Regions from separate parts of the Mus musculus genome. Here region 1 is linked to region 2. A link is a loop called in an ENCODE intact Hi-C map of the cell type or tissue named here. Cell type or tissue: gastrocnemius. All regions are shown on one strand. Each heading gives the region's core, and the rest is flanking DNA. Links, peaks and the distances in the headings are about the cores only. Region 1 overlaps Ghrhr (growth hormone releasing hormone receptor). Region 2 has its middle 26 kb from the start of Gm34441.

Evidence for each region. A loop is a pair of places that touch in the nucleus more often than their neighbours do. Peaks named below come from ENCODE experiments on the same cell type or tissue, not always from the same donor. Only the 100,000 strongest peaks of a DNase experiment are listed, where the experiment ranks them.
Region 1: a loop joins it to region 2, with 9 times the contacts of the local background. A loop is called at or near these places in 31 of 42 quality-filtered maps.

What each region holds. Positions count from the first base shown.
Region 1 is chr6:55,383,566-55,398,498 of GRCm38, reverse strand. Ghrhr (growth hormone releasing hormone receptor) reads right to left here. Exons shown (of 13, transcript NM_001003685.3): 8 at 14,737-14,797; 9 at 14,315-14,384; 10 at 13,676-13,767; 11 at 12,976-13,105; 12 at 11,646-11,687; 13 at 9,969-10,330. The coding sequence ends at 10,205. It overlaps 6430584L05Rik (RIKEN cDNA 6430584L05 gene), which reads right to left and starts at 1,612. Exons shown (of 4, transcript NR_046179.1): 1 at 1,526-1,612. In gastrocnemius, for the core only: a CTCF peak has its summit at 5,898 (motif pointing left); DNase peaks (open chromatin) are centred at 2,654, 3,421, 4,938 and 5,886; H3K27ac peaks cover 144 bases.
Region 2 is chr6:55,504,037-55,518,969 of GRCm38, reverse strand. No RefSeq gene overlaps it. Among named protein-coding and RNA genes, the nearest start is that of Gm34441, 26 kb to the left of the region's middle. In gastrocnemius, for the core only: a CTCF peak has its summit at 7,016 (motif pointing right); DNase peaks (open chromatin) are centred at 7,024 and 7,380; H3K27ac peaks cover 385 bases.

The sequences.
Region 1 (14,933 bases), core at 2,364-10,363, 120 kb after region 2:
GTTAGAGTTGAGGAGGTATTAGAAAGTAGAGCCATGTGGCATGTAATTAAGTCAGAACTACTCATGGAAAGAACTAATACTGATATTGGGGAATGAGCTAATTCTTAAGAGAATGGGGTGCTACAAAGCTGTTCCTGGTGTTCAGACTCCCCTTTCTGCCTTGCCCTGTGAAGTCTTCAAACACACACCCTTCCGCATGTGCTCCCAGTGTGATGCATCCACCACGTGTTGAGGAACCTAGAGGTCCTCACCAAATCTGAGATGTCCCCATGTTCTTGGGCACCTAGAACTGTGAGTTAATCTCATGCCTGGTTTTTACGAATTACTCAACTTCAAGCATTTTGTCCTAGCAACACAAAACAGTTGAAGACAGACATCTGCTATGGATCATGACTAGGACCCACTCCATCTGTGGATATGGCTGTAAGTGAAGCAGAGGGAAGACTGGCCATATAAATGGAATGCTTCGATAATGTATAGCTGGTCCTTGCTGTATAGGACTTCCTGGCTGGCTAGCTCCAGAGCTGACACTTACTGCACGTTCACAGACATTCTGGACCATTTGAGAGGCTTGACACACAGTGCTCAGCCAAATGAGAGGACACTCTGCTTTTTTGTTCCAGGTGTCCTACTTTAAAAACAAATGTCACGTCAGGGAGGTGATAAGGTTTATTTTGTCCCTATTTGTTACATGGGCTGTGAAGGACAAGAGAGTCTCAGTTTAGGGTCTGCATGGAGTCTGATGCAGCATGATGTGACTTACACACGGAAAACTGTGACAAGAGGATGGGTTAGGACATCACCCTGGTTAGAATGATTTGGATGATCCTTATTGGTTGGCTGGAAGAACTGGGTGACCCTTTGTGGGACATCTTATAGGACAATCACAGACGCAAGCTTGAGCTTCAGGGAACTACTTGGTGGTGTCCCTATAGGAGGAATGCCTACTGAGCTTTCCCCGGGCCCCACACGGCATCTTTGCTCCCCATCCAACTACCTTCTACATGGAGTTTCCTGTGCTCTAGCACCACAGAGACTAGCTTTGAGCCTTCATATGCAGACATGATCATGGAGAGACACACAGAATTTTGCCTCTGCCTTCTTGCCAGCCCCTTTTTCCGACTTTCTCCTTTCAAGCCATCCCCACAGCTGCATTGACAGCTCGACCACCCATTTCACATGCCCTTCTTCTCCTGTGTCCCCCAGACAGGCCTAGGTCTGAAGATCTTATCCCTGACTGTAGCATCCCTGGGCACAGCCTGCCTGAGGGTGGCCAAACACAGATGGCTATGGAGCCCAGGCTCCATATTCCTCATTCCTATGGGCTTGAGTAAGGGGCTTCCAAGGGGGTGTAGGCAATGGGCAGAGCTGTGGCTTGGCCCATCTGGTCTGTGCTGAGCCCTTGATGAGGAAAAACTGGTTTCAGAGCTACCGCACAGCAAGGCTGCTGGCTGAGCCACTGAAGGCCTTCTGTGAGGACATGAGAAGCCCTCAAATTCCACCCAGACTGCTCCTGTCTGCTTACCTCACATCATGATATCCAAGGCCACTGGATGTCTGGGAGGGCCCTCTGTGAAGGCCATCTGTCCAGCAAGAGACCAGAGCTACACATACCAGAGCCACGCCCAGCAGAGCTGTGGACCATGCCGGTGCCATGGCGATGCCATCTCGGCCAGCCTTTCCCAGCCCGGTAACCATGGGAATGTACTCAGGGCTGCGGCTGCTTATGCAATGCCTCTGAGGGAGGGAGGCTCGCGGACCCACCTACTTGCTGCAGGGAAGCCAGAGCCCCAAAAGAATCTGTGAACACGTATGCTACCCACCTGCTTCTCCTCACTGAGAGGCAGGGAGAGCGCCACACATTCTCATCACGTATCATGTAACAACACACTACCTGGGTTAGAATGACCTCGAGGGGAAGAGAGGACAAGAAAGAGAAAGTAGGGGCAGGGGGAAATTCTAACTAGGAAGATGTTGGCTGTCTGCATGCAGAAAGGCTCCAGCCACTCTGGCAGCCCCAGGACCCAGATGTTTGTATTATTGAGGCAGCACAGCTGCTGTGTGTGCTATTCTGGTTTCATTGCCCTGAATCTGGGAACTGGAGCCTCCTAGAGGGAAGAATGGAGAGCTGAGATGAGCGTAAGCTTGCGAGCCAGCCAGAAAGAGCACTGTCCACAGGAAGAGGTTCATACACATGAGTGAGCCAATCAGAGCTGACTGAAAAAATAAATCCAACCCTGCTGCTTCTTGTTATGTTCCAACACCACATAAGGGCTCCAGGCGTGGGGCCTCTGGGAGCCCCTGAAGCCACAGGCTAAAGGCATCACAGGCTTCTAGACACAAGCTTCAAGACACAGGCTTCCTATAGCAATTGCAGCTCTCCCGGGTCCTCTCCATCCTGGCCCTATCTCTCTCTTTGCTATCCCTCCCATGTTGAGTCCCACCTCTTGAGATTCCTGGACCTCTGAAGGTGCCCCAGAGTTCAGGAGACTCTGGCCCAAGTTCTCCTAGTCCCTCAAGCCCCAACCTTCACCTTGGCTGACAGAAATGCCCAGACAAATGGTCAGTACCCTACTAGTCTTCTCTCTCCTTGTCTCCACAATGCCCCCAACTCCCCGCAGTCTCTTCTTTTGCTTTATCAGGACCCCAGGACCCAGCTGCATGCACAGAGCCTCCTCTCCTCCCAGGGTTCCTCCTCAGCTTGCTACTCCACCCTGACACTAAACCTCCCAGGTCCACGTCCCATTCAGTCTGCATCCTTCCCCTCAGCTCCATGCCCACTGCATATGCTCTCTTGCAAATAGAGCCAAGTCTCTTATGTCTTGTCTCCGAGAAAGGCTAACCCTGCCTTCTCTAGTTGAGGTTCCCAGATTATTAATACTGACTGGTCATCAGTCACCCATGTGCCCTCCTCTCCTATTTTTTACCCTCCAGTTACTATACTTTCCCATCTCTATATGCTCCTATCACCCAAACTCCAGCCAACCATGAACCTAGCCATCATGGTGAATTCGGAGCCAGTAGCCCACTTCTCTCTACCAATTCTCATGCCAAGCCCCATGAGTTTCTGCTACTCCCTTTAGGCAAATACCCTCTTCCCAGCCGTGCTCCCACTTGGATTCTTAGTCCTCCTCAGTCCCCTGCAACCTTCATTTGATTGCACCACACCCTCCTCCACCAGTGATCTATCTCCACCTGAATGACACATGTGCCCTATTCTCTCAGAGCCAAGTACAGTCACACCTGCTTGGATCCACTTGGACCCAGAATTGCCTCCTGTTACCTACAGTGTCCCCTCCTGTCCCAGGCACACTTCAGTCAAGAGCTGCTGAACACACTGCCCCCACTTTCCCACGGCCCATTCACTTCTCAGTACCCTTCCGTCTGGCTACCCACGTCTGCCAATCCCCTGCCAAATCTGCTCTTGCTGTGCGCGGTGCTGCCAAATCCTGGATGCGCCTCCAGCCTCCTCTTGAAAGGCTGCTCAGCAGTGCTCAGACCCTTCGCCAGAAACTCCTTACCACACTCTTTGTTTGGCCCCATAATTCCACGTTCATCTGCTCTCCCTCCCACCTCTCTGGCTGTTCCTTCTCAGCCTCCTCGGAGACTCCGACTTCCCAGTCAGACCCTAAAGGAAGTCAAGCTGGTGTTGTTCCTCGTGAGGTGGCTTGGCCTGTGCTCTTGTTGCTGAAACCCAGTCATATTCCAACAGCCATGATCTCCAACTCCAAACCAGATCTCTTTCAACCCCACTTCTCCCTGCAGCCCCAAGATACCTCATGTCCACCTCACTGGGCATTTCATGGCTCTCTGTCCCTGTAGATCTGTTCAGACTGACTGCCACTCTCATCTGAAACTCTCTCCCTTCCATCTCCACACACATCCCAGGAAACCTCTGAGAAACGCTACTTCACAAGTTAACTGCCACTGTTTACAGCTTTTGTGGAGGTTTGGATATGATTGACCCAAGAAATAGCACTATTGGGAGGTGTGGTCTTGTTGTAAGGAGGCGTGGCCTTGTTGGAGAAAGTCTGTTACAATAGGGGTGGGCTTTGAGACCTCCTCCTAGCTGCCTGGAAGACAGTAAGTAGTCTCCTCCTGTTTGCCTTTAGAACAAGATATAGAACTTTCAGTTCCTCCAGCGCGTGCCTGCCTGGATGCTGCCATGCTTCCTGCCAGGATAATATTGGACTGAACCTCTGAACCTGTAAGCCAGTCCCAATTAAATGCTGTTCCTTATAAGAGTTGTCCTGGTTATGGTGTCTCTTCACAGCAATAAAACCCGAACTTAGACACTATTGAGTCTGGCCTTGTGCTTTAAACTACCATGCTTTAAACTTCCTAGTTAGAGGCTCCAGTTTAGACCCCGGGGCTTTCAGTAGAGCCCTTTGCCTAAATTTCAGTCTAAATACATGAACAGGGGTGGGGGGAGCCTATTTTAAATGTGTAAGGTTTGTTATACATTTTTGTATTGTTGATAGACACTTTTGATAGCTTCTTGCGGCTCTCCTGGCACTTTGAGATCTGGGTGTAGCCTGGCCTACCCCACTGCAGTCTTGGTCAACTTCCCCTTCTGTCACTGAAACTCATTCACTGTACCTCTTTCTAGTCCCCTCAGTGCCAAGCTCCTCCCTGCAACAGGGCCTTTGCACATACTGCTTCTTCACCTAGCCAACTCAAATTCATGGTCTAACTTAGCTTAGCTATGCATCCTATAGGAAGCCTTCAATACAAATCTCCACACTAGGTCTGGTATTTCTGAGCCTTGTTCTGTCTACATTTTACTTCCCATTTGTATACTTGGGGCTAGTACAGTCGATACAGTGGCCATTTGTCTCCTTGTACTGATCATCTGTCACATTAGCGGTTGATTGGTCAGCCTGCTTGGAAGGCACTTGCTACCTGAGGAGGATCCAGGCCGCAGTGCAGGACTTGCTGTCTCAGCCCTGCTGGTATAAAACAGCAGGGGCAGGACCCAAACTTTCCCCATCCATGGAACTTGACAGAATCATGTTCCTGCAGAGTGGAAAGTGAAACAGACATCCCTAAATTCTCTGCACCTAATGAAGGAACAGGGAGCTTCACGTGAATAATTTAAGAACAAACCCAAGAGAGTCCCAGGGGAATGTAAATCCCCCACATGCCTTCTCACAGCCTGGCTCCCAGCAATGAAATCATCCACAGTCTACATGCCTGAGTAGCAGAGCCAGGAGGGATCCCCATGCAGATACACAGTCAGCCAAGTGCCTGGTCCAAGCGTCCCTCTCTAGCCCTCACCCATGCCCTCTCTGCCTAGTCATTCACATCCAACCTCAGGTCCTAGCACGAGGCTCTTTCCAAATTCCTAGGAGCAAACGGAAGCATCAAGGAAAGTCCTTTCCTTCCTCCCTCCTTTTCTTCCTTCCTTCCTTCCCTTCTTTTCTTCCTACCTCCATGCAAAACTCCTCTCAGGACCTGAAGAGAGGTGCTGAGAGAAGCATGTGGGTTGGAAAATGGAAGAAGACTTCTCCCAAAAGAGGACACGCCCAGGAAACTCCCTACAGCCTGACTCTTGCACAGAGACCCCCATGGGAACACTAATTCTTCTATTGCTCCCAGTTGATAGGTGCTCTCTCTCTCTCCCTCCCCCTCTCCTTCTTCCTCCCTCCCTCTCTTCCTTCCTTTCTCCCTCTCTGTCTCCTTATACATATCTAACCCAGCGAGGGTGGTCTCTCAGACAGCCCTCCCCTTCTTCCAGTTCCCTCCTTTCCCAGCCCAGAAGCCTCTTCTTCCCCCAGCCTTTTAGACTTGCTAAGCCCCAGGCCTGATCCTGGGAGGCCTCTTTCCTGTCTAGATCAGGACCTCCTTCAAGGAGATCCCACTCTTGACACAGTTCATATGCCACCTGGTGGCCAGAACGAGCATTGCTTTTTCTCCTCTGACTTAGTGCCCTTCCCGGACACAGGTTCCACTGCTGAACTATACCCTAGACCGTTTAGTGCCCCTCATGAAAACCCTTAGACATCACCTTCTACTCAGCCTCTCCTGCCACAGAGAAAAAGCCAAGACTCATAGAAAGAGTTTGCAAGTCAAGAGCTTAGCCATGGACTTGCATGTACAGACATATTCTAAGTCTACAGAGACCTGTCATAGTGTGCATTATAGTAGGGATTTAAGGCTCATAACAAAATCAGAAGGGACCAAGAAGTAACCACAATAAAACCCCTAGGAGCAGCTACATAATTCCTAAAGCCAGTGATTCCACCACAACTGACATCATAAGCTTCAAAGTAAGTGCTACCTAGCCACTAAGTAGCATTTACTGCCACCAGCTATTAACTAGCAACTAACACCCTATTAACTCCTAACACTCAACACTAACATAACTCTAGACACTCTAACTGCTAACACTGACTATTCACCACTAACTAACCACTAATGTTAACACTAACCAAGCTAACACTAACCGTTAGCCAACAGCACTGCAATAACTCGACCAGCAGTGGCAATACCAGTAAGTGTTAATGGAAGGTGTTTCCATGGGAACGGTGCAGAAAATCCATCATGTTGTCACTGTCGTGCAAAAATGCACTAGACCAGCTTTGCCAGGGAACAGTCTGCATTAGTGCAAGAATCCTGAGTCTAGGAGAATTGACTCTGGAATCTCTGTTCATTCTGAGCACACACCACCCCCACCCCCACCCCCACCCCTACCCCCACCCCCGCCTTTAAATGTTCACAAAGAATTTCATGCAAGAGAGTCTGTCACCACAGATATTCACTTTAAAAGGAAGAGAAAAGAGTAGGGAGAGGATGAAGAAGGTGGAAGAGAAGGAAAAGGAAGGGGAGGAGGAGGAAAAAGAGGAGGAGGAGGAGGAGGAGGAAGGCTTCACCAAGTTCATAAATAACCTTCAGCTAAATAAAGGACATCAATAGAGACTCTGCAAACTTCATGGCAGAAAAAAAAAATGTCTCCAGATGTCCTGCAGCAGCATCCACTAATCACTGTTTTTAAGAGCTCAGGGAAGGAACACGTGTGCCGTGGTGCCACATGGGTTAGAAGAGCAGAGAATATTGGATTGGTTCTCTCCTTCCACCTTCTCCATAAATGTCAGAGATAGAACATGGCTCCCCAGACTTATGAAGTATGGATCTTGGCCTGCTGAGCCTCTCATCAACCCACTTACTCATTCCTAGGTAACAGTTTTATTGAGATATAATGCACAGACAGAAAAATCATCCTTCTAGAGTGTACTTACTATTCTGTGGTTTTCTGTATAGTCATAATCATCGCAATCCAGTTTTAGAATCAGTCACTTTAGAACTCTCGGCTATTAGCAGTCACCTCCATGCCTCTCCCTCAGCCACAACAGCCTTACATTTGTTTTAACAATGCTGGACATCTTGTGCCAATGGAAGTATCAGAACTTGCTTCATTCACGGAGCAGTGTCCTGGGGGGTCTGTGTATGTAGGAGCTTTTTCTGACAGAATTAGCATTCCATTGTCTGCCTATACTGTAATGTACCAGTCAGAGGACGAGAGGTTAGGAACGTTCATATACAAGTGTTTTTCTGGTTTTGTTTCTGGTTCTCCTGACCCATGCTTAGGAGTGCTTTCATGAGGTAACGCAAGGTTAGCACTTTTGAGAAACAGGAAAACATTTTATCAAACAGGCAGGGGGCCTTTTTACACTCCCACCAGTAATGTGCGAGTTCCAGTCTCTCCGTTACCAGTCCTTACCAACATTTGTTTTTGTCTATTTTTTCCCATTGCCTCCCGTATCCTAGGTGTGACCATATCTCAGTGTGGATTTATCTGCATTTTCCTCATGACTACTGATGCTGACCATCCTTCCATGTGCTTATTGTCTTTGAATGTTATTTTTTTTCAAGCATAAAGACGAGAAACAAACTGACAAATGCATTGTGACACCAAGATGTTTCTAAAATGCAAAGCAAAAAAACCTTTCAGGAAACAAGAAATCTTAAGACCTATGTCTTTGTGTATGAATATAGCTGGTTTTTATTTCATTTGTAATTCCTTCGGTGCCCCAAAACATAGTAATGATTGTTAATTAGTTATGTGATCTGAGACTAAAAGGAGCAATGTACAGTGGCTTTCAGGCAGGACCATACTGATTTTGACATTTGCCTGACACCTGCCAAGGCAAAAGCCCTATAGCAGGAAATCATGGGCTTTGTATAGCTGCACCCTTTTCAGGAATCCTCCTAAATGTGAGAGGAAAAACGTCATCATCCTCCATCAGACACACCTGCACACCATCAGGCTAGCCTTCCCATTCCCAGTACATAGGAAAGGACACCCGGATAGGAAAGACGGCCGTGGAGGATGAGCGGATCCTGCCTAGGATAATGGGGCATCCCAGAGTCACAAGCAAACTCAGAACAAGGGGACTAGCACCTGGCCATCAGCCCACTCGGGTAGGGCCAGCTAGAAGGGAAGGGCTGAGCTCTTAGGGCAGCAGGAGAAATCTATGAGGAGGGCTGTGGAGTGGGACAGGGCTTCCTGCTAGCATGCAGTAGGCTCCACAGAGCATAGCTGCTGAGGTAGACCAAGTTGAAAAGGGTTTGTGACTGATCTAACACTACGTATACTTCTTCCTGTCCAATTGAAACCCTCTACCCCAATCAGTCAGCAAACATGTCCCTAAGGACAGCACCCATTTGTTTCTCCTTCCTCCTGCCAAGGAGGGTGGAAGATGATGGGGAATGAAGATGTAAAGGGAACCACATCTAGTGAGGGCAGCTAGCAGTAGGGTGGGACATAGGAGGGCATACACTAGTATTGGAATGGAAAATATCCCCTCCCCCATAAGCTCATGTTCGAACACTTGGTCCCTGGAAAGCACTGTCCAGGGAGACTGTAGCAGAGTCAGAGTAAGTCCTTAGTGGATGAGGTCGGTTCCTGGAGAAAGGGCATTATGGGTTTTGGCCTGATTCTGGTTCCGGCCAGAGCTCCCACCCTCCCAAATGCTGATGCAGGGAAACCAACTGTCATGCAGCCCTGCTGCTCCAGATGTGAACTGTTCCCCAGCCATGCCTTGCCCACCATGGTGAGCTGTACCCTCTCAAACTGTGAGCAAAAATAAATTCTCTTTCCCTCATTTTTTTCCCGTGGTGATTAAAAAAAAAAAAAAGTAACGAAGCCAGGACACAAATAGAGGAACAAAGGAGAGATAAATGGAGCTAAGGCTTCCCCCACGCCTCAGACAAAGATACCAGCGACTTCCAGAACAAGCTCAGAAGGATAACAGGCACAAGAGGAACTGTTCACACTTGTTTGACATCAAGGAAAAGGCTGCCGCTTTACACCCATTTAGCTTGTAAGCATTAAGTGGAAGGAGAATGCCAGACGCTAGTGGGGCTACAAGCACTGTCGAATGCAAGGGCGGCTAGGCTGCTAATCCGCAAGCCTGCAATGTGGTATAACCAAATCATTACAAAGCGAGGTGTGATACCCCGGGGCTCCCTTCCTGGTGTGAGTCCCAGAGAGAGGCTTGTCTTACAGTCCTTGGAAGGACAGACAGATGGGTGCTTACCTAGAGGGAAGGGGCTGGGTAACCCAAGGGCAATGGTGTCAGGTGACCCAGTGTAGTCAAAACAGGAGACCAGATGTACCCTCAGCAGTGCAGCGGAGCCCTTAAAAGCACAGTGCTTGGGGAAAACATTAGTGGAAGGATGAGACACATAACAGATAGCATTTATTTACAGCCAAATCCAGACATGTGGCACACTCCACGCATACAAGACAGAAAAGCGATTTGCATCTCTGCCTGTGAGAGGAGGGGAGGAGGAGGGGTTTGGGACAAAAGAGAGTGCTTTTAAAAAATAAATAAAACATGAGAATTCATATAGAGACAAATGGCAATGAGGCAGCTGGAGCCAAGGGATGAGGAATGCACCGGAAGTGCAAATAATGGCTGCTGACAAGAGCGCCCCTTCGGAGCCACATTGACTCAACTGTGGATCACTCGTGTACAAGTTTATTGGTTTCTCTGGGCCTTGGGCAATAGCCCTAGATGGGAAGAAAGAACAGATGGGAGCAGATGCAGGAACTGAGAAAGTCGAAGGTTGATATACGGGGACCTGGAGAAAGCAGATGCAGAGAAGGGGAAGGAGAACGGTAGGGAGGACCGCATTGCCCGTGGTGCCATGACAGTTTGAGCACAGGGTTTGGGGCTTGGCCCTTGTGATGATGGCTGGCCTAGCACTCAGAGGTCAGCACCTTCAATCTCGATCGGGGAGGTGTGGTCCACTCAGTGCAGGTCCGTCGAGCTGGCAGAAGTTCAGGGTCGTGGCCATACCATTTGCGTGAAATCTCTGTCCTCACCTCCACAGACAAGGGAGAGGATGTTAGGAAGATCCCACTGCCACTCCTCAGCTCAATCCCAAGAGACTAAAGGTCCAGGGGGAAGGTGGTGTGAGAAAAATAGGGCAGGCAAGGAGAGCCTGGTCGCCAACCCTGTGAGGTACAGGCACTACTACTCTATCCTTCCTTGGACAGTTTCCAGCCTTTGTCTGAGACCAGGCAAACACATGGATGCCCTTTGTGCCTCTTGACCTACGACCAGGTGACCCTCTCTGAGTGACTTTGATCCACCCTTGCCTTAGTCTGAGACACCAGGGGATACGACTGTCAAGAGAAAGCTGGGAAGGTAGAGTGGGACAGTCTGTATCTTTGTCTGGCTGGGGGACCGACCAAAGGACTGAAAGACGTCCTGCCTGATCGCTAACCTGGCGCTGTAGGAAAGGTAAAGGGGAAACTGACTGATAACATAGATAAGGCTGAGCAAGACTCAAACAATGGGTTCGGTACACTGAGAGTCAGTTGGGGACAGAGGTATCAGGTAAGGCAAGGATGGATGAACGGATGGGAAGAAAGAAAGAATGAACAAAAGAAGAAGGGAGGGAGGGAGGGAGGGAGGGAGGGAGGGAGGGAGGGAGGGACTCCTTAACCACAGAATTGGTTACCACAGAGCTAACCACAGAGCCCATGGCAGACACAGGGCCATCAGGAAAAGCTGTGACCCTACCTGTGCATGCTGCCAGAGAGCTGGAGATCTGGACTCAGCCAAATTTTCTCCATCTCTGCACAGCAGGACTTTAATGAGAAGAAAAGCCAAGGGTCTCCTGGGTGACTGTCTCTTCTCAGCTGTCTGCCTTCTCCTATAATCCCACATGTGTTATGGCCTCTATTGTGTCTGCTTGCTTCACTCCTGCCTCCACTTCTGGCAACCCAGTCTGAGTCCCTTTCTTCCAGAGTTTCTCTGTTTCCTGCTCTGCTCTGGCTCTTTCTGTCTCTGCATCTGACTCTTTTCCCAAATTCCTTCTATATGGACCTGTGACTTTCTGTCCCTGTTCTTTCACTCTCTCTGTCCCCCAACCAATCTAATCTGCCCTCTATCCTCCCTTGACCCTTGAAAGACCTCTATCTCATAAGCTTGTTGTAGAACATAGCCCAGCTCATAGAAGGAATATGTTCAAAAGTATTCAGGTTAAACAGAACCTACTCACACAAAGGACCACAAGAGTGGAGGATCATGAGAGTCAACCATGCTGGGATTTACAGGACCAGGGCAAAAGAAAAGGAGCTGAGGAGAAGGTCTACTTGTTGAATAAAGGTGAGCTTTTGGGTGCACACATACCTCTTGATTGAGGAAGCAGTAGAGGACAGCAACAATGAAGCCCTGCAGGGTCAACAAGAAGAAAGGACTCCATCAGAACACTTTGGTCTGACTTTGGAATTTGGCAGTCTTCCTCTTGTCTTCTCCCTCACTCATCAGTCACTGCACCAGACACACCAAGTCATGTAGTCATCGTGGCATGCCTGCCAGAGCTGTATAGATAGCCCACGCCTCACTGTGTATCTTCATTTTTGTATTTGCATTAGTGAGCACATTGCCTGATATATAATAGGTACTCGGTAAGAATTGAAAAGATAAGATGAGTAAATGAATGAAAGGATGGGTGGGCAGATGGGTAGGTAGAAGGCAGGCAGGCAGGTAGGCAGGAAGGACAAATGGATAGGTGGATAGAGATATGGACGGAACAATGGATGAGTGGGGAGATGAATGAAAGAAGGATGACTATATGGGCAAGTGGACTGAAGGAAGGAGGAACAGAAGGAAGAATGAATATACTGGTGAATGGATGGATGATAGATAGATAGATAGATAGATAGATAGATAGATAGATAGATAGATGGATATATAAAAAGAATGACAGATGGAAGAATGTGAAGGTGGATAGGTAGATTAACATAGGGATAGAAGGATAGATGAACAGATGAGTGAAAAGAAGAATGTATGGATGGGAAGTAGAATAAAAAGAATGGGTGAACAGATGGATGGATTCATTCATGGATGGATGGATGGATGGATGGATGGATGGGCAAGTGTACTGAAGGAAGGAGAAATAGAAGAAAGGATGGATGGATGGATGGATGGATGGATGGATGGATGGATGGACAGAGGGATAGATGGGTGAGTGTGTAGATAAAGGTGAGTAGAATGATGCATGAATGAGTGGAGAAGATGGAAGGAAGGAGAAAGGAAGAAGATGAATATGTGCAAGGGGGATGGAAAGATGGATAGGTGGTTGGGTGAATTGATTGATAGCAATAATGCATGAATTAATGAGAGAGAGGAAGAAAAGAATTGATGGATAGATAATAAGTGATGGATAGATGGATAGGGAGGGAGGGATGGTTGAAGGAAGAAAGGGTAACTGAATTGTTTAATGGACAATGAATACAGGATGGACAAATGAGTAGATGGATGGATACATAGGTGGATGAATGACTATCTGGGGAATGTGAAGATGAATGTATCAGTACTTGGATGAGTAGAGAGATAAAGGGTAAAGATGGATGACTGATTAAACAGATAGATGAATAGGCCTCACACTGACATGAAGTTAGTCAAGACCTGCAGCCATAGTCCTTGGAAGGAAGGAGTGTCTGTAAGGGGCTCTCACCTGAAAGGACCCCAACCCCAGCTCCAGGGGTACACGGATGTCAAGGCCAGCACTGTCAGGCAGGAAGTTGAAGATGATGTAATGAATTCCAAACAGCGGTATAAGGAGAAGTGTTGACTTGGAAAGCCGCCTTGGGGAAGACAAATTCTAGACTCTGAAGCTGTCCATCATCATCCATCCTGGAGACTCTGTCCTCCACACAGACCTCTGGGCTTCTTGACTTTTAAGGGCCATCACACTATGTGGCCCTGCAGTTATCCCGGCTACTCCAGAGTCTATGTACATCTTTCAAAGTTTAATTCTTCCAGGAACCCTTCTCTAATTGCCCCTTTTTCTCATTTAGACATAATCTCCTTCTCCGGGCCCCATAGAAATAGATGCAGCCCTTGTCAGCCATTTACCATGGTAACTGGCAGCTTTGTGTGCCACTTCCCTGTACTGTAATCTCATGGGAGGCAGGGCCCAGATCTGTTCTCTCTCTAGGGACATGGGGAAGAGGACAGGACCAGGGTAAGGGATAGCTGCCAAACGAGACAAAAACAAATGACATTCCCTCCAAGTGCTTTCCATGATGGTTCTCCAGATACATACCACACACACACACACACACACACACACACACACACACATACACACACACACACACACACACACACACACGACACATCCACATGTGCATGCACACACACATGAATGGTACCAGTACTGAGCCCGTGTGTGTAGGCCGCCTTGTGCAGGCTCCAGCTTCCTCAGCAGGATACAAATTATATTGAGAAACAGCCCAAAGTTCACCTGGAAATGAGGCACAGGAAAGTGGGTGGAAAGTTCAAAGACAGCACTAGGTGGCTGGCCTAGGATTGGCCCCATCCCCTTTGATGACTATGAATCCCAAACCTGTGAGGTGCAGGGAGAGAAAGACTGAGGACCCCCTCCCCCTCCAGCCCTGGCAAAAACAGATGAGAGAGCCAGGTCTGGCCACCTGCCTCCAGCCACCTCTCGGGATCTCTCAGGTACAAAGCAGCTGTCTGTCACTGTGCAGTTTCTCTGCTGGGGAGAGATTACACACCCACAGGAGCCATGCCACATCGGGAATAGGAGCAGCTGAGTGCCCACCTGTAGGTGCCATTCACTACCACTTAGCACCCCAGCAAGACATGTTCTGCAAGCCAGACACATGGAAACTAGAAAACAGGTCTAGGTGCAAATGTAATCAACTAGTGTCAGAGAAAGTAGACACTGGTTTCCCGTGGGGTAATCATGTAGCCACCCCTCCAGGACCATATTAAGAAACCTGGAGGCTAGGTTAATAAAGCAAAGAACACTGGCCTCAGAGACTGACCCCAACAGAGAGGACTATGGGTCCTTTGATGATCCACCAGCAGGGGGAGCTGTTGTCTAAGTCCCAGCACCTGGAAAGAAAAGAGCCTAGTCTTGAAGGTGCCCCCTTTTCTACCCTGATAATGCACCTCCTCAACACACCTGCTATGGCTCCTGGGGCCCCTCTCTGTCTAGTGCTCAAGTCTTCAGCCCCAGTCTGTCTTCATCTTGCCTGATCTTCTATACCAGCCTCTCCATAGGAGAGACCCAGTGAAGGCTGGTTAGCCTTTCTCATCCTTGTCCAGACATTTCTTGTCCTTAGAAAACCTACTCAGAGCTGATCTCTTTAACCTAGGGATCCCCCTCCCCCTCCCCCTCCTCTCCTTAGATGGTCTATGACACACCTTGCTGACAGCATGGGGGTGAGGAACTTGCTCTACTCACTCAGTGTCCTCAAAAGCCAGTTTGCAGCCCACCCACGTACCAGTGCATAGCACGGGGAGCCCTGTGGGTGAAATAACACAGAGGTGAGTGAGAGCCCTGCACCCTTTGCCTTGAGTGTAGCCTCTACCTCCCAGCAATCTGTTAGCCACGTGCAGACTATAATGGTGGGGCCAGGTGATGGTTTGAGGGGATCTGGT
Region 2 (14,933 bases), core at 2,208-10,207:
AGCAAAATCCAGAAGAGGTCCGTCCCTGCTGATCCACATCCCAGAAGTCAATGCTGAGATTCCTGAGCTAAGTAAACGATAGTGATTTTAGGACCCTGGGTTTTGAAGTGGTTTGTGATAAAGCAAGCGTTAATGGATACATGTTGAATAGCACGGATCTTAACTAATATTTCAGGGTTTAGAGTTCTTACATACGCATAACAAGATATCTAAGACATAAGACCCAATTCTAACCACAGAAGATGTGTGTCATTTCTTATGCACCTCGGATATAAAACCTGAAGGCAAATCTTCACTCCTTTTCTTGATTCTTATGTTTTTGTTTGTTTGTTTGTTTGTTTACTTATTTTATGAAGGGAATGCTGACATGAGGAGACAACTTGCTGGAGCCGGTTCTCTCCGTCTACCATGTGGGTCCTGGGAATTGAACTCAGATCCTCAGACTTGACGGCAGGCACCTCCCCCACTGGTCTATCTCAGTAACACCCTTCAAACTTACTTGGGGGACGACAATTTTATGCAATTTAACAATTTGGCATGAGTGTGGCATTTAATTTTTTTTTCAGATTTGGGTGGGAAGCGTTTATGACTTGGAATTTCTGCCTTAAGGATATTGAGCTGGTATAATCATTACTGGAAGAATACATTGTAGAAAAATGTATTTCCTGACTCAGAAACTAAAATTCACAAGAAGAAATCCATTTGAAAGGGAGCTACATGGAATTGAGCAAAGAAGACACCCTTGAGTCAGAGGTCTCCACAACTCCATTTGGAGTCTTCTTGCCTTGGATGTATAGAGCTCTCTACTATGGCATTCTACAACTGAGCAGAGAGGTGACATTTTAATGCATTAAACAGTGGTTTTTCAGAGCTCCCTAAGCCCCCATTTCACATTCAATTCACTTCAACAGCTAACTTTTCTTTCTCAAAATTTCCTTCTACTCCAATCATTTTATTGTCTACAATTGAACCAATTTTTATTTTAATTTTCTTTCAAAATGTTGCTTAAAATTCTTCAAAAACTTCCTACTTCTTACTGTACAAAAAAATACCCCCTGAAAACAAAATTAGGAAAAACAACCTGGAAATTTAAGACACTCAGCTTTGTAAAAATATAAAACTTTGATTCTAAACATACTGTTAGAGAAATGAAGACAGGCTGGGAAGAATATTTGTAAATCACATCTGATGAAGAATGGATTAGGCATGAATAGATGAATGCCATGCCCTTTTACCTCTCTTCCCACCTAGGCCTTTCTCCACACTGCCCCCCCCCCTTCACACTACGTGTCTTCTACTGTTTTCCAAGTGTGGACACTATGCCCCTCCTTAGATTTGGGAACAAAACACCCATGGAAGGAGTTACAGAGACGGAGTTTGGAGCTGAGATGAAAGGATGGACCATGTAGAGACTGCCATAGCCAGGGATCCACCCCATAATCAGCATCCAAACGCTGACACCATTGCATACACTAGCAAGATTTTATTGAAAGGACGCAGATGTAGCTGTCTCTTGTGAGACTATGCCGGGGCCCAGCAAACACAGAAGTGGATGCTCACAGTCAGCTAATGGATGGATCATAGGGCTCCCAATGGAGGAGCTAGAGAAAGTAGCCAAGGAGCTAAAGGGATCTGCAACCCTATAGGTGGAACAACATTATGAGCTAACCAGTACCCCGGAGCTCTTGACTCTAGCTGCATATATATCAAAAGATGGCCTAGTCGGCCATCACTGGAAAGAGAGGCCCATTGGACTTGCAAACTTTATATGCCCCAGTACAGGGGAATACCAGGGCCAAAAAGGGGGAGTGGGTGGGCAGGGGAGTGGGGGTGGGTGGATATGGGGGACTTTTGGTATAGCATTGGAAATGTAAATGAGCTAAATACCTAATAAAAAATGGAAAAAAAAAAAAAGATCCCCTTTGCTGCCCACCAATGTCCTCTTTCTGGTTTTGTGGCTTCTGCAGGCGTGCCGGGTTAAACACACAGATCTAAAGATTCAAAGGTAGGATTCACATATGAGTAGGACTTTGCATCTTTTCTCTTTCCAGGTCTGGGTTAACTCTATGTTTCCTAGTTTTACCTATTTACCTATAAATTTCTTAATTTCATTTTTCTTTATGTCTGAATAAAACTCCTTTGTGTACATGTACCACATGGTCATTACCATGAGTAGTTGGACATCTATGTTCTCCCCACAGGTTATTACCAGTGAGTCTCTTTAGTTTCCTACCTGACATTGACTGTAGCATCCATTGCTGAAGATTCCACACAATTTGATCACTGGACATGGAGAAACCAAGTTGGCATTGACTAGGAAGCTTCATCCTGGCTGCCTAGCTATTAAAGTACTAGAAGGTGCTATGTAGGCTGTCTGGAGGTAGGAATCCAGCAAGAGTCTTACCCACCTGTGAACCCTGTGAACTACAATAATCTACAATAATCACCAGTATAGCAAAGGATCCCTGAGTTGTAATAGTGGTATGTAACTATAGGGTTAACCAAACCCTTTCTGACTGGATTTAAGGCCACCTTTATAAGAGGAAATGCATGTGCAGTAGTGTAAACCTGGCTGCACACCTATGGCTGGGGACCATCAACCTCAGGGGTGCACTTACTATTGTTATTCTACTGAATGAGCATAGCATCAAACTACTCTCTAAATCCATATCTCTGGACCCATAGATTACTGCAGCTCTCAGGTCCCAACAGAGAAGTTTCTCTGCACAGTGGACATTGATTAATGTAGAAACTCACAGCTGATCAAAGTATAAAGAATATAAGAGTGAGTGAGTTAGTTCTCAGCCTCAAATGAGACAGCTAGATCACACATGCGCACACGCACGCGCACACACACACACACACACACACACACACACACTAACAGGTGCTCAGGGATCATCACAAAAGAGGGAGCAGGAAGAACCAGAGTTTGGGGATGACTAGAATAGAACAGTGACTTTTGGACATGACAGCACTACTCATGAACTCACAACAGTTATAGTTGCCAGCACAGAAACTGTACAAGGTCAAATAAATAAACATTCCAGCAAGGCAAGAAGAGGGACTCGTGAGTCCCCACAGGCATACCTGTTGCTGAGGTACTATTGACACATGATGGCTGCTAGGGGAAGGAGAGTCAGTTTTCTTTAAGAGCCCCTATACATCAACCAGGCTCCAGTGGGCCCACCCACCCCAGGAATTTATAGGCAGCAAAGATTGGAGTTCATGGGTTTAAAAAAAAAAAAGAGGACACCAAGTTTGGAGAAGATTTGGAGTCAGATATGGATTTGGGAAGAGTCTGGGTAAGGAGTAACATATTAATATAATTAACATACACTGTGCGAAATTCTCAAAGAATTAATGAAAGTATTGTATTAAATTTAAAAAAAAAGAAAGCGCTGTATCTGGAAGATGGTTTGTCCTCCATTCAGAAGCCAATGTCACAGTATTAATAGATGTGGTCAGGGACTTTAGAGGTATTAGGTCAAAATGGCCTCATGTTTATGGAAGGATTAATGCTTGTGCATAAGACACCAGAGAGTGGGGTATTAGAAGCAGACCTAGACCTGCCCTCAGCCATTCTTTGTATGTATTCATTTCCCTCTCAGTTCCTCTCCTAAGACTCCCACCAGAAAATGAAATATATTAGAACCATGGTATGAGACTTCAATAAATTGTACAGTTTGTGGTATTCAGTCATATCTCCTGAGGATAAGGACAAACAGCTCTTTAAAACCCTAACAGCATGAAATGCTGGCAAGAACATAACACAGCTGAAGCTCTCATATATCACAGCTGGGTATAAAAACACAGGACATAAATGTCTGAACAAAACTTTTTTACCACAAGTATTTAGACTAACAATTAATAAATGGGATCCCATACTGTGAAGCTTCTGTAGTGCAAAGGAAGCCAAGAGTGTAGAAGCAGTATACAAAATGGGGGAAAGTCTTTACTAAATGTGTATCTGACAGAGGATGAGTATCTAGAATATATAAAGAACTCAAAAAACTAAAACTTCAAGAAACTAATCCAATTTTTAAAATGAGGCATAATACTAAACAAAAGGTTCCTAAAAGATGAAACTCGAGTGACTGGGAACATTTTTTTAATTCAATGCATAGCATTAAATTCAAATCAAAACTGCTTTGAGATTTTATCTTATTCCAGTCAGAATAACTAAAAACTTAAAAACAAAAATGTCAAAAAACAAACAACAAAAAAAATGTCAAATGCTAAAATAGATGTGGGGTAATTCCAGGAATACTTATTCACTGCTGGTGAAAATAAAAACTGGTGCAGCCAGTGTGAAATCAGTGGGGAAGTTCCTCAAAACACTAGAAAAGATAGAAAAACTCACCTTTAATCTATGCCACACCTTCCGCTTCCATTAAGGACATGGAAGAATAAAGCTTTTGCCCTTTCCCTGCTTGCCCTTACTCTCAATGGCAAGTCCATTCCTTCATGGTATTAGAGATTCTTGTGTACTAGAGACTAGCAAAGATATCCAGCCTTATGGAATGAACAACTACTAGATTCTAGGACTTCCCACTGGTAGATAGACATTCTTGAACTAGCTGGGCTACAGCCTGTAAGCAACACTAATATATAAACCCTCTTTATTTACACACGCACACACACACACACACACACACACACACACACACACACACTTTAAAGCCCACCCTTAATGACACAATACCAACAATGCCACACCTCATAATTATTCTCAAACAATTACACCAACTAAGGACCAAGTATTTGAATATATGGACCTATCTCTGTCAAGCCCCCACAGTACTCTGACCCAGACCTACACTCTGAGCTGAGGAACATGTTGGGCAGTGGACCACAGCTGGAAAAGGCAGGAGGCTTTTAATGGGAAAAGGACATGCATGAGTTTAGCCATTGCAGGTCAGAAGGATACAAGTAAAAGAGGCTCTTGATGCCATTGAATCCTGTGTGGAGGATTTTCTTGCGCCCGTAGGCATGGGGGAAATGAAACACACCCTAACTTAGAAAACATGGAAACCAGAAAGAGAAGCCTTTGCTCAAGGCTGCAGATATAGAAAGGCATGCAGGATCATGCTGTTCTGTTGTTCTAGAGCATCAGCCTAGATGGAGCTGACATGAAGAACAGATTTACCCTGGGGCTCTCTTACAGACTCAAGATCCTGAGACTAGTTAGCCCAATGACCTAGGGGAAAGCCAAACACTGTTCTACTGAAAGAGCAACAATAAAATGACCCCTGTGACCTTCTACTATCCTCATAGATCAGTGTCCTACTCATCCATCACCAGGGAAGCTTCCTCCTGAATCAGCTGGGAACAAATACCGAGACCCACGGGCAGACAATAGGCAGTGAGAGACCTTGGAACATTCAGCCCTAAATGGGATGTTTGTATCAAACAAATCCACTCCCTTGGGGCTCTGGGAACTCGGTGGAAGAAGAAGCAGAGAGTGTAAGAGCCAGGGGAAACGGAAGACGCCAAAGAATCAAGACCACAGCAGGACCGATCAATGTAGACATGACCTCGCAGAGCCTGAGGCAGCCTGCGCAAGGCCGGCACAGGTCTGCCTCAGATGGGATCCTAGAGCTGAAGGGAGAAGTGGACACACGCCCCCATCCCTAACCCAGAAGCCGTCTCCAATCAATACAATTGAAACACACTTGCAAATTAAGTTTTATCACTGGAGAAACAAACTACTCCTAATCGTAGGCTGCCAGCCCAGCAGTTGATGGCCAGCAGAAAAGGCCGGTAGCACCTGTGGAGGTCCCTTGGCTCATAGCCTGTGTCAAGGCTTGTTTTTAATCTTATAGTTTTAGTTTTTATGTTTATTTTATTTTTATTTTCTCTCTCTCTCTTTTTAATCCTACATGTCCTTTGTGTATATTTTTTGGCTTGGAGGTTCTTGGTCTCATTATGTTAAGTCGGGTAGTTTTTATTTTCTACATTGCCAGTCATATACATTGGCTTCTGGTTTTTTATGGGATTGCTAAGTGTGCAAACATGTGTGTCTCAGCATCTTGTGCTTTTTCGTTGGCTCTTGTTCTTGCTTGTTTTTTTTTTTTTTTGTTCATACTTTAATTTGTTTGTTTGTTTGTTTGTTTTATCTTATTGTATTTTCTTATTTCTCCTTAGATGTCTATTTGTTTTCTAATGAGAGATAGAAAAGTTGAGAATCCGGCATTCGAAGTAGCATCTGCTGGGTGTGCTCCTCTGCATACCGAATTCTCCCAGGCTGCAGCCCTTCATGACCCACTCCCAGTATTCTCGCGTCCACAGGGAGCTAGTTCCTGCCTTTCCAAGTGTCATGGTTGCACAAGTTTGTCGTACGAGATGGTGTGCATAATCTACATATCTCCCCCCAGATGACTCAAATCATGTCTAGACCTTTGCGCTACTCAGCCCAATGTGGGCGTTATGCAAATGACTGCTGAGTACCGCTTTTCCCAGAAAGTTTTCCATTCGAGGTTTTCTGCATTCACAGATAAGGAGCCCACAGGGACAGAGGAACAGCCGAACTCATTAACCTCCCTACAGACATTAAGCTCCTGGGGAGAAGCCCTCCTTTCTCTCACTTGTCTTCTCCAAAACCTCAGTAAGAAGACAATAGCAAAGCCCGCCGTGAAAATCTGAGGCCTAACCAGATGGATGCAGATGTTCACGCTTACAATTAAGTGCGAAAGTTCTTAGACACAAATCCACGTCCTAAAGGGCTCCTTATGTGTAGTCTCCAGAAATAACTTTTCTGTGTGATCATACAGAAATACAAATGTGTGTGCCGGCGAAGTCCAAAGAGAAAAGCCCTGCGAGAAAAGCCCTGCACGGTGCACTGTGGGTCACATTCTTCTTACAAGATATTTCGCATGTAAGTGTCTCTTCCCAGTGTTAATTATAGAAAATATTTAAGCTTGTTCTTTCTCTCATTATCTCATTACCAGGCACTGTGTGGAAATGAGCCAGTTTCCCTAGACTGGAAGCGCGCGTTACACCGATCATCAAACAAAATGGCCACCAGAGGGCAGTGCAGACCTATGAGTTGATTCCCCCACCCCACTCCAACCTTCCCTCCCTCCAGCCCAAACTCTTTCTGCCAGGAAGAACTCTAGATAAGGGAAACTGCTGGAAGGGGAAATGTTTCCCAGTTCTTGCTTGTATTCTCAAGGCTTCCCGCCTCTCTCTCTAGCTCCTTGGGTTAAAAACCGTGCTCATGCCATGGCCTGTTGTAGGCCTCCCTCTGCTCCTGATGCAAAAGGTATAACCAAATGACAGACTAGGCTTTTTCCACCACCATGCCACCTGAAAAGCTCACAAGGCTGACCTCTAACCCCAACCCCAGTCGTCAGTGAGTGCTGCCTTATGGCCAGGGAGCAATCAGTCACAGGGTTCATGTGCCCGGGCCACTTTGTGAGACTCGGATCTCATGCAAACATCTCCCTAGATTTGAGTGTGTGCTTCCCACCCGAGATGAGCCCCATCTGGTCCTTAGGCACCCACTCAAAGTCGAAATGGGAAACATTAGAAGGCCAAGGGTAGATCCTATTGCTTAAGTGAACCACAGAGGGAGTGTTTACTTATGTCTGTCAAAGATCACAGACCGGTCTGTCCTAGCCCTCTCTCTAACTCTGCAGCCCCCTGGCTTCAGTGGAAAGTTTCTTTTCCAGCAGTGTCCTTAGGGGCAAATAGAAGCTGGGAATAGGAACCTCTTTCCAAGCAGGGACCTCCTCCATTATATAAATGTTTCCAGACCCTTATTCTGAAGCCTGGATCTGCCCACTCCTTCCTGGAGGATTGAAGAATCCAGGTTCTTTCCAAAGAAATCTCCCAGTTTCTATCTTCCCTGGGCTAAGGCCATCCAATCTGGAGGCAAGAGCCTCTGACCTTCAAACCAGTTGCAGAGCGCTTTAATGGAAGAAGTCCTGTGGTTCTGAGCATGTGCGGTCTATCTCTACCAACCTGATCCAAAGAGGACTGTAAAACCACCACCACCCACCCATCCTCCTATAGAGCCACTTAGAAGAGATTTCCAGGTGGTAGCCCTTGGGAGGCCACATGAGTCTACGCTTTTTCTGGGGAGGCTACTCTTGTTCCTACAAGCAAAATGGCCTGCCCATCCAGCCTGAGCAAGGGGTGGCTCAAAACAAAGCTACTCGACTTCTAAACAACGAATACAGATACTTTGTAGCCCAATCATCATGAGCCTTTAACAGCACTTGACACAGGCAACCACACCTGGTTATTGGGGTCCTCCTTCTCAACTCCCCTGTCAATGTACTTTCTTCCTCTGTTGATGGGCTTGAGTCTCATTATCTGTCTGTTGTCAGCTCCTTGGTGGCTTTCTCTGTGTCCCAGAAAAGCCCCCAGTCTGCTGTCTCGGGATCCTCTCTACAGGGAGGATGGATAAAGTGCTTCATCAAAAGGCCCAAAGGGGGATATTAAAGACCTGGAGACAAGAAAATCCGGAGACCCAAGGCTGTGTGGCTAGGATGGTTATTAGAACTGGTTGCTGCTTCAGTTTCAGGGACCACCAAAATGCCAAGCGCACTGTCTGAGAGCACTCTCTTTACTACTGCCTGTGATTGTCAGCCAAAATCATTCTATGCAGGCAAATGGAACAGAGGTGACAGAGGGGTTGGAAACCCTGGAAATGACGACACAGGGACCAGCTGTGGGCAGGCAGATCAACTTTACTTAGGATGATTTAAGGCTTCCATAACTTGGGGGGCTGAGAGATCAGAATATCCAGGGTGGGCAACAGTCACTGGCTGAAGGTTTAAGATACTGAGATAACTCACTAGCCTGGAGAGGCATTCCAGGAATCTCAGGCGCTAGCTGAACAGCTTCTGATCAGGAGAAAGGAAGTTGAACCTGTAATCTGACTAAGGCTTTATGATATTTTGTAGGTAAAGGTTGTGGGGGGTGGGGGGAGTCTGGGCTCCCCAAAACAAGGTCAGAGAAAGTGGAAGCCCAGCTAGCAGGGAAGGGAGTCCTCCATTTTGTTCTGAGACCAGAAGGCTATCCAAACAATGATAGACTTTCATCTTAATTCACAGGGCAACAACTGACAGTGGAATTTGGTTCTGGGTGAGCACTCACTTTGGTGCTGAGAGATGGGAGCACCAGAAATGCCACCCTTAGCTTTTCTTGCATTTGTAAGTTGACAATGCCTCCTGATGATGTCAGGTCTGGATGATGTCACATCAGAACTGCCTTCCACCTCTCCTGACTGGCCTTTCACTGAACATTGCCTCCTTGTGACAAACTATTTCCTTAAGAGACTTCCCCCTTCCTCAGCTCTAGCCAGGAGCCTGAGGCCAGGTCCTTTTCCTCCCCTCACCTGAGCCAAGAGCACCTCCTGCTAGCTGTCCCCAAGTCCCCATATCTATGTATGCATGGCAGTCTATTCAATGAAAGATAAGCATACCTGTTTTCCACCCAGAAAGCAGAGAATGGAAATAGGTAACAGCCCGGTGACCTGGGCTGTCTGTAAGGTCTGAACACACTTGAGTCTCCCCAGACTACGATGCTTAGCGCGGACTCTTGCTCATGAGACCTTCAACTTGAGCACTGTTTCTCAGTCAATAGAGTCCACCCTCGAGTCACATGTGCTTTACAATAGCTTAGATAACTTCTGTGCTATCTGTAGTACCAGGGCACTCCTGACTCCCAGACTTTTATGTTTATCTTACTCATGCGTTCTCCCTAGACTCTTATCTTGACCATTGTTTCTCAGTCAATAGAATCCATCTTTATGGAAGAGGTCATATGTACTTTATAAAGAGTTTCCATGTAAACATGCTTTAAGCTTTATTGTACTTAGGGAATTGAGTGGATTATCAGGAAAAATTTTCCCCCGAAACTGTGCTCTGCTTAAATATGGCTAAAACAAACTACCCAGTGTGAAAGACACAAAAAGTTTGGACTAACACCAGTTACTGTGTTGGCTTGAAATGTATTTCCTTCTTGCCCCGTGTGAATCATTAGTCGGATGGCTATGGCATCTGCAGAGACTCCCACAGAAGACAGTCTTCCTTTAACAGCATGACCCTGATAAGTCAACCACTCTCCAAAGCAGGCCCCATACCCCAGGGTAGTTGGGCAACTCAAACTGTACTCAATGGGAAAGGAGAAGAAAACTCAAAGTGAAATGAGTAGAGAGCAAAGGTGGAGAGGAGAGATATGGGAGGAGGTAAGAGGAGGTAGATATAATCAAAGCTAAAATAAACTGTATGAAAGTCTTAAAGACTTAACAAAATATTTTAAAAAGAAAAATAGGTTAATTAAAGCAGATAATATATTCATGTGCTCTCTCTGGAGTAGTTTTGTGTATGTATCATATGTGTCTTTATACTTTGGTGCGATTATTTGAAAAATTAATTGTAAGAAGACATTTTACCTCTGTGCAACCTGTTCAAACAACCCTTTCACCATCAGTCCATAGAAAAATCATAGAGGTGGAGAGTAGCCTTCAGTCAAGGCTAGATGCAATAGGTCAAATGACAGTACCAGGGTCCCTGTTTCTCTTTATGCCTCTCTCCCATCTCCACCATTGTCTGATTCACCTCTGGGTTTCCTACCGAGTTCCTCTCTCCTAACTGCAGATGGCTGTGGCACCTGAATGTCACACTCTAATGAGCTCCTTCCTCTTTCCTAGAAACCTGGGAGGCAGCTTTCTCATGCAGCTCACAGGCCTGCCATTTAACCAGGAAGTGGGCTTGTTATGAGAGAGCATAATTTGTGCAGTTATGAAAGAGCAATTATTCCCCAAGTTAGGAACTTCTTGGAATGAATGGTAGGAAATAGAAGTGATAACTACAAACAGTCATCTTAGTCACACACTCCTGGATCCCTAGATGGTGTAAGTATGGTGACATCATATACACTGTTGATCGGTTTTCTTCCAGTCTTCTCCATCTGTGATGGTAAGCTTCTGTCAACTTGACACAGACTAGAGTCACCTGAGAAGGTGGAAACTCAGTTGGGGAGTTGTTTCCATCAGATTGGCCTGGCAGCCTATCTGTGGGGCATTTTCTTTATTAAAATTATTGATAAGGGGTGGTCCAGACCATTGTGAGCAGTGGCACCCTTAATCAGGAGATCCTGGGTTGTGCAAGCCATGAGGAGCAAGCCAGTACACAGCGAAAGCAGAGAAACTATCTCTCTTTCAGTTCCTGACTTCAGTTTCCTTCCTTGAAAGGCTACTTTCACTTTCCTTAAGATGGACTTCAGAGTGTAAGCTAAATAAACACTTTCCCCCTACCTTGTTTCTAGCCAGCAACAGAGAAACAAACAGAGACACCATGTGACTATGAGTGCAAAGTGTGTTACATTGTCACGGGCGTTAGTATCTCCTCATACTACCTCTTAGTGCTGAGCAAGAAGTTTTGAATCTAAGGGGTGACTGAATGCTTCTGAAACGTACAAAGTCATCGAGGGGGTGAAACTTAGAAGTCTCTGGGTCCATGAAGAGGAACATTATATATTTTAACAGAGGAAGGTTCTTCCTCCGGTGACCAATAGACTTAGGACTCAGCCACTGCTCAGTTTCCAGTTGCCAGAATCTCAGAAATGTGTTTGTCCCTGATTGGGTGAGCACACAGCTGTACTGCACCACGGTTTCCTTCCATCTCACCCTCTCACACATTGGTGACCGATCCAAGGAGAGGTTGTCAGAGATCTGTTCAGCCTGGTTTTATGGGTTATGGATAAAGAAAGGCTATTTCGCTTTAAAGTTGTTATGCTCTATTCCCTACCATACCCAGGGCTAGATGGCATGGGGTATTATGGCATGAAGATGCCCTCTGGTACTGGAAAAAGACAGGGACCCAGGCTGTATTCTGTAAAACACCCATCACCTGTTATGTATGTGAGCTTTTAATTGGAGGATTCTGTTTTCATCACTAGAGAGGCCAATCAAAAACAAACAAAAACAAACCTCCATTTTAACTTTAGGACTAAACTATATTTCAATTAACTATAACAATGTCATTTTAAAAAACGTTCAATAAAGAATACACCAAAGCGTTATCATTGTTCTTATGATTGTTGCCATACAAAAGGGGAAAAAACATCATTTTTCCTGTTTTGTGTCAAAGAGGAAGCCCTAAATATTAGGAATATCAGACCCCATAGGACCACCATCTGCCAGGTTCACAGCAGACAACCTACAGGAATTCTCCAGAAAACTCAGTGTCGCGGAGCTGTCTGTGGTGCTGGACAGGAAGCTCACGGAAGTCCTGCACAGTCAAGTGCCCATGCTATGCACTGTGCCTAGAGGTTAGGCCCAGGTTAGCAATTAAGGTCATGGTTGTCTTCACCAATGTGGCCTGTAAGTATTTCCATGGGGCATTTTCTTGATTGATAATTTTGATACATTGGAGGGCCCAGCCCACCGGAGCAGTACTATTCCAGTCATGTGGTCCTAAGTTGTAAAAGAATGCAAACTGAACAAGCCATGAGAAGCAAGCCAGGAGACAGTGTTGCTTCATGGTCTCTGCTTCAATTCCTACCTCCAAGGTTCCTGGCTTGGGTTCTCATCTTTATGAGTAGCCCAAGTATCAGGTCAGCCAGTGAAACTATAAACTCTTCTTCATTCCTACAGGTAAGTTATATCTCTCAAGATAACATACTGAAGTCTTGACTCTGAGTGTCTATGGATGGAACCAGACTGGCAATAAGTCTCTCAAGCAGAAATGAGTTGAAATCATACTGGATTGTGGTGAACCCTAAATCAAGTAGGACTTGTGTCCTTACAATAAATTACAGCAAGGACAGAGACACGGGTGTAGAGAAGTCCATGCTGGTGATGGAAGAAGATCAGGGTGATGTGTCTCCAAGCCAATAAATGCTGAAAGAAAATCACCTACAAGATATGGGATTCAACAATAGAAGATAAACGTTCTCCTCAGAGCCTTCAAGCAGAGCACGGCCCCGACAGCACTTTAGCTTGATGTCTAGACTCAAGAATTGTGAGAGAATAGATGTCAGATGTCTTACAGCCCCTCCTCCGGCCTGTGGCAATTTATCGTGGTATCTGTAGGAAGGCACTACACATAATGAGTGAGTCTCATCCCCAACACCAGAGCACTCACCTGTGGTGGCCCTTTACCTGGGATGCTCTTCCAATTGGCCTATTTGGGAGATCCTAATAAACTTGTAAAGCTCAAAACATTATAATTTTCAAATTCCTACATCTCAGGCTTTCTGGTTATCTACTCTAAAAATTGCTACCCTGCCCCAGGAGTGTTCTCTCTTTAACTGTTCCATTTTCTTCACGGCACCAACTTCCACCAAAAATCCTATTCTGTTCCCTTCTTTATGGCTGACTCAGCAGAACATGAAGGGTGGGGGAGAACGGGGGCATTCAGAGTAGTCCAGAGAGGAATGAAGGCTCAACAAGTAGCTACTGAATAGACAGATGAAAGTCACAGGCCTGGTCACTGCTGTACCCGGTCTTCCTCTTAATGGAAACCCAGGAATAAATGCACAGGTAAAGAAACATGACCTTTATGATGATGATGTCTAAAAGACAAAGTTGTCTTCTGGAAAAGTCCTCTGCTAACCTAAAATGGGTGTAAGGAATAGTGGCTGGTACCCAGGTTCCCACAGGAAATTCCTAATCTTGCATCCTTAACTGAATAGGGACTGAGCTCTCATCAGCACAACCACACCCTGATGTCCACTAGAGGGCAACCTAACAAAGCCAGAAGCTGAGAAGCATTTAGCTTGAGTCTGGCTTGAGGTGACAATTATGAATTCATGTCAATTATGATGTTTGTTCTCATCACCAAAAGAACTATCTCTTAAGATCACCCTAATTGAAAAGCTAATTAATTAATGAGATCATTGATTAAAAAGTTAAAGTTAAAAGTTAAAATGTAATGAGCAAAGAAGATCCTACAGCACAAAGCACACTCACAGATACAGACGTATGACGGATCTCAAAGACTGAAGGAAACCCAGAATGCTGAAGCACATGTCCATCCCTTGGTGTAAGCAAGGCTGCAGAGGGTAGGAGCAATCAGCCTTGAGGGACTTCAAGGTCATTCTGTGACCCACATTGGACAATTCATGCCCCTTGTTTGTTTCAAATAAAGTGGGGATTTACAGAAAGACAGTCTCTACCCTCCCACAAATGTGGGAAGAGCCAGGAGAGAACCATCAGACTTGCCAGAGACTCGGGGGTTTGAAAGTATGACATAAACTACCATTTTATAGTCAGTGTACACTTTTCCTTCCAGCATAATAGAAGGTATGTTAGTTTGCCAGTTGTGATGGTTTGAGTAAGAAAAAATTACCCCACCCCCTATAGGCTCATACATTTGAATGCTTAGGCACCAGAGAGTGGCACTACTTGGGAAGGATTGGGAGGTGTGGCCTTGTTGGAGGAAGTGTGTTACCGGGGGTGAGCTTTGGGGTTTCTTAACCCTGAGCTAGGCCCAGTAGCTCTCTCTTCCTGCTGATCTATATGTAGAACTCTCAGCTACTTCTCCAACACCATGTCTGCCTGCGTGCTGCCATGCTTCCCACCATGACGATAATGTACTAAGCCTCTGAAACTGTAAACCAGCACCAATTAAATGCTTTCTCTTGTAAAAATTGCTGTGGTTATTGAGTATCTTCCCAGTAATAGAATACCGACTAAGACAACTGCCTTGAAGTGAGGTGTGGTCACATGATTAGACAATGGCCAATGGGAAGTAAGTGGGAAGATACTTGCTTTCTGTCCCTTCACTCTTGAGTAAAGTGCCATCCAGAGTTCCAGCTGCCGTTTTGACCTTGGGACCTGGACTCACATGCTAAGGAGTAGCCCCTTGGGAGACAGTGAAGCCACGGTACCAGTTCTAGACTCTCTACTTCAGACTCAATGTGAGGAAAATAAAATTCTGCTTCCTTTAGGCCTTTTTTATTGGGGGTTTTCAGCT